Linked DNA regions of Homo sapiens: region 1 is linked to region 2. Evidence: read pairs that join two places in POLR2A ChIA-PET (ENCODE). Cell type or tissue: PC-3. All regions are shown on one strand. Region 1 holds the start of LOC124909490 (a long non-coding RNA gene). Region 2 overlaps GBE1 (1,4-alpha-glucan branching enzyme 1).

Evidence for each region. ChIA-PET counts read pairs that join two places held together with the same protein. Peaks named below come from ENCODE experiments on the same cell type or tissue, not always from the same donor. Only the 100,000 strongest peaks of a DNase experiment are listed, where the experiment ranks them.
Region 1: POLR2A ChIA-PET joins it to region 2 with 5 read pairs; 2 of 35 experiments call an interaction of 5 or more read pairs at or near these places.

Annotation. Positions count from the first base shown.
Region 1 is chr3:81,751,915-81,754,414 of GRCh38, reverse strand. All of the region lies in intron 1 of GBE1 (1,4-alpha-glucan branching enzyme 1), which reads left to right. LOC124909490 (a long non-coding RNA gene) reads left to right here and starts at 591. Exons shown (of 2, transcript XR_007096259.1): 1 at 591-1,216. In PC-3, no CTCF peak of the experiment used is centred here; no DNase peak of the experiment used is centred here.
Region 2 is chr3:81,553,797-81,556,296 of GRCh38, reverse strand. The region is part of intron 12 of GBE1 (1,4-alpha-glucan branching enzyme 1); the gene reads left to right. Among named protein-coding and RNA genes, the nearest start is that of GBE1, 210 kb to the left of the region's middle. In PC-3, no CTCF peak of the experiment used is centred here; no DNase peak of the experiment used is centred here; H3K27ac peaks cover 428 bases.

The sequences.
Region 1 (2,500 bases), 200 kb before region 2:
TAGGGATTGCATTGAGTCTGTAATTGCTTGGCTAGTATTGTCATTTTAACAATATTAATCCTTCTAATCCGTAAACATGGAATACCTTCCCATTTTTTGGTGTCCTCTTGTATTTCTTTCATCAGAGTTTTATTGTTTTCCTTGTATAGATCTTTCACTTCTTTGGTTATATTGATTCCTAGGTATTTTGTATTCGTTGTAGGTATTGTAAATGGGATTGCTTTCTGGATTTATCTTTCAGATGGTTCTCTGTTGGCATATATAAATCATACAGATTTTTATATTTCGATTTTGTATTCTGCAACTTCACTGAATTTGTTTACCACTTCTAACAGCTTTTGGGTGGAGTCTTTATGTTTTTGTAGGTATATAATCATGTTGTCTGCAAACAAGGCTAATTTGGCTTCTTCCTTTACAGTTTTGATGCCCTTTAGCTGTATCTCTTGCCTAATTGCTCTGGCCAACCACACCAAAAATTGGTTCCCACAGCGCAGAAGTTTTATATCACAGTGGAATGGGGTACTTTTTTCTCAGTGCCTGGCCAAGTTGTGGGCTCTGAAGGAAGTCAGATGTCAGTGACTGTAGAAGGCAGTGAAGAATCTGAAGATGACAAGATGTACATGACCTGCTCTTCTGCACTACTAGATTCATTTGCCCTTTGCAGCTGAGATCTTTACTAACTCCAGTCATTCCTGAATTCTCTACAGTGATGGTCAACAGGCTCTGACCTCTTCTCATTTTCAAAGTGCCTTCAAATGACTTCGTGGAGCATCTTGGTTTAGTTTAGGCTCTGGCACCTGCTGCACCACCTCCTGAGAAATGACTGTGTGTGTTGTAACTTACAGGATTCCTTTCAGCTCTCATCAAACTGGGCCTTGGTCAGCTAGTGAGGTGATAATATTGTCTCTGTGAAATATGCTATAGTTTTAGACTGATAAGTATATCATACTGCTGTTATTTGAAAGCACATATTAAACTTTGATTATACATTTATAGGTATTAAAGGAAAATATGAAAGTGTATTCTTTGGAGAAAATTGCTACTACCAGGTACCTTTCATTGTAAAGTGAGCTGATTTTCTTCTTATGGCAATATGAGCTCATCAGTTTATGTTCACCACTGTTTTGAATCCAGGGCTCCTTTGTGTTTAATATCCAGAAGAATCCCCATTGTGTTTTGTGTTTAGGGCAACAGGAACCCGGTACCTTGACAAAAGGTAAGACTCTATGTTAAACACATGATTATGTAGAGTTTTAAAATATGTTATACATCTTACATTCATTGATTTATTATACAATTAAATTTTAGCTCTTATAACTATTAAATAGCTTTGAGTCCTAGGGAAAATTAATCAACCTCTGTGAACTTATTTCTTCATCCATAAAAGTTGGATAGAATCCACTTTGTAGGGTGTCTTGAGGACTAAGAATACATGTGAAGATGCTCAGTAAACAAATAATAGTTTGATGATAATATTATTAGCAAACTAATATATCAAGTTAAATATTTACTAGGATATTACTTTCAGAAGATTTTACTGTTTGCTTCTTTAACACTGTATTCTGAAATCAATCATCAGATAAATACCATGACCAGAAATTCCCCACAACTCTTTGTTTTGCTAGTTAACTGTGCCTTACTTTAGGGGGTTCCTTCTTTTTTTTTGTTAGTAGGAGTGATTGTGTGAATGAGGTGAGGCAGGTGGTAATTTTAATCATAATCTAATAGAGAAGGAAAGGAATATGTTTAAACTTTGATCCTTAATTTAGAGAGGAAATGATAAAGAAATTGCCAGTTTACTATAAGCTGAAGGCAAGATGAGTCCTGGGATATAATGAGCACAAAGCTCCTTTTATTGAGAGAGGTAAATGCTAGCCTGCAGAAATTCAAAATCACTGTTCTCTTGATCTTCCTTTTCTGTCTTTTTCTTTTCTTTCATCTGACTGCTAAGTGTTCATATTCTTGGGCATCAAACAGCTGCAGGGATTTTCTTCCTCCTGAACTGTAGATGGTTAGAGGAATGGTCATACTGAGTTTACTAATAGCAGGAGTAACTTTGAAAATAAGACTAATGTAGAAGAAGAAAAAATATATAATAGCAGCATAAAAGTTTGAAAATGAAATAATTATTCTAGTGGAGTCTGAACATATGATATGTGCATATTAATTAGAAAAAGTTATAAATCCAATATTCTGCCTTCTCTTTTTTTTCCTCTCTTGCTTTTTGATATTTGATGGCTGCAGTTATTTTCAATGGGTTTGATTTTGCCATAAGATGCATAAAACAAATGAATAGAATATTCATATGTATTTTAGTAGATCCATTGAATGATTAATTTTAATGAGACACAATCTCTGGGTTTATACACTAGTTCTACAACCCAAAATATGATAATCAGAAACCAAATATACAAATGTATTTCTTGCATAAAGTTGAAGTTTTCCAAATACCCAGCAAAAAGAATTAACTGTTTGTTTTACCGGTGATATCACATGATAC
Region 2 (2,500 bases):
TCTATGAATAGCTTTGTTTATATTGTTTAAAGTTGAATATATTATGTTTATTTGACATTAAGTAAACATTAAATATGTAAGATATTTGATCTGTGATAATAGCATATTTTATTTTAAGTCTCCTTCTGCACTACCCAGGTTTCTTACTGGAAGCTTGGAAATTTACTTGGAAATTTACAAGTTTAGGTACAATTACGTTAAATAGACTTTACTGTATATCTACATGTACAGAACATCTCACTGTACAAAGTAAGGCACACAACTGAAAAGTCCTTCCTACATAGTCCAGATCAAAGCTCTAAACCAGAAGGAAGAAGAGGAGCAAAAAGAGACTATTTATATTGGACTTAGCTCCTTTGAAATAATTTTCACATAACAACCCTGTTTGTGTGTCGTTGAAGAAGACAAGGAGCCATAAAGGGACGTTAGGAAATGTCTATTCTCTAGAAAGCAGTTTATCCAGCTAAAAAAATTATGCTTTTCTGACTGAAGGAAAGATACTTCTCAGTCAGAGGAGGGGATATTTAACTTGGTTAATAAAGAATGGACAGAATTTCTGTAGGCAAAATCAGGCTTTGCAAGTCAAAGAACTAACTGGACAGAAGGCTTCGAAGCAGGAAACCTGGGTCCTGATCAGATTATTACATGTCATCTGGCTCTTTGAAGCAGGGTCTGCATATTGGGAGATGAAGTACAAAAGATAGCAAAGAAACTTTACTCAGCCAGGTGTGAATAGTAGAGATGAGCACCTCCAGATGGCATAATTTAAGTAATGAAACTGTTAGATATGACAAAAATTAAATGCAGCACCCATTAAGTTACTAACTATATTGCTTCACGTCTGTGTTCTTTCCTTTGCTATACTATTTCTGTCATTTAGAACTTTGTCTCCTGTAGATGTACAAAGAATGAGTTAGCCATATGGAAGAGTTTATGGTTTACCTATATGGAGGGTGGTAGTTTGTAGGTTGTGACAAAAGATTTGTGTTTAAGCGCCATTATCTTAAAGATACTAGATTGTTTGTTTATGTATGTTCAACCTATATATGTTTGAATTCTCCCTTTTATTGCCTTCAAAGCCATTTGATAGCCCAATTCATAACTTTATAGTCACATTTTTCAAAAATCAAAATCAGCATTACCCAGAGCAAAGCGAGAGAGCTGAAGCAAGCAAGTACAAACACTGAGAACCTTTTCTTCTTATTGTGGGAAGAAGTTCACAGTGTTTCCCACCAGCTGTCATGCTGCTATGGAACTTTTTTCTCCTTTCTTTGGCACCAGTGGCCTGAGAGGAAGCAAGAGCTGATAGCAGGGAAGCAGACAAGGCTAACTAGCTGTTGGCAGGAACCTGGAGCAATAGAAGCATCATCCAAAGGCAAACCAATACAGGCTCTTTGATTAAGTTATAAGCAGGTAGTTACGTCTCTCTACTTGGGGAGTTAGAGCTCTGATACAGAAGAAAGGCTGTGGGAGATGGAAACCTAGAAAAGTAGCAGCCGGCTGTGCCTTGAACAAGCCTTGGATTCTTACAAAAACACTCCACCAGCCTGGAATGATACCAGTATTCAATTAAACTGATGTCAGTTATCAAATTCTGAGTATTTAAGGAAACATGTTCTTACTAATCTTTTTTATTTTTTTCCCCTGTGGCTATGTGCTTTCTTTTTAAATGTCTGTGCTTAGCTCTTAAAGAGTAATTGACTAGGGAAGTTTGTTAACCTCTGTCACTATGTGTGTTTGCTGTGACCACAGGAACTCACTCTGACTTAGCGGTAGCATATCCTAATCATAGGCAAACAAAGTAGCACAGTCTGTCTTCACTACTAAACTTTTGAGTCTAAACCTAAAGTTGCAATAGCCACAAAGCCACATGTGTAGAATCAATTTCATAGTTGGCTAATTTATTCCTTGCTTTCATATCCCATTTTTCTGCCTTATTTTCTACTGCTTAAAATGGTGTGGAATCTTTCAGTTGGTGCCTTATTCACATGCAAAACATTTATACATTTTTACAAGGTTCTCCATTAGCAAATTATTTTCTGAGTTATTTTTAACTTACTTGCAAAAAATCTGAATTCAGTTTGAATTTTATAAAATAACATTTTTTTCCCCCCACCATTTCCTTTGTGTGGCTAATTTTCTCCCAATAGAGTATTTTGAGTCTCCTGTTCCATGCAACATCAAAATGGCCTCAAAATGACTGGTGAAAGCCCATTACTGTTGCTATGAAAATTTGTATTAAGAAAATAATATCTGGTTCTTACAACATTGTGTGCAAAAGTATAACACTCATTCTCGATTTAGTCTCATTTGCTTTGTTCATTGTCTTATCCTCGTCTTATATTTTTATTATTTATTTTAAATTTAAAAATGTGCCAAAAAATGGCATATAGGTCAAAGTTTGAATAGCAACATGAACATTTGAAATTGCATCTCCTATTAGTCTGGCATTCAGAAAAGGAAACCTAACCTCTGATAAATAGACAACTGAAGTGCTTTA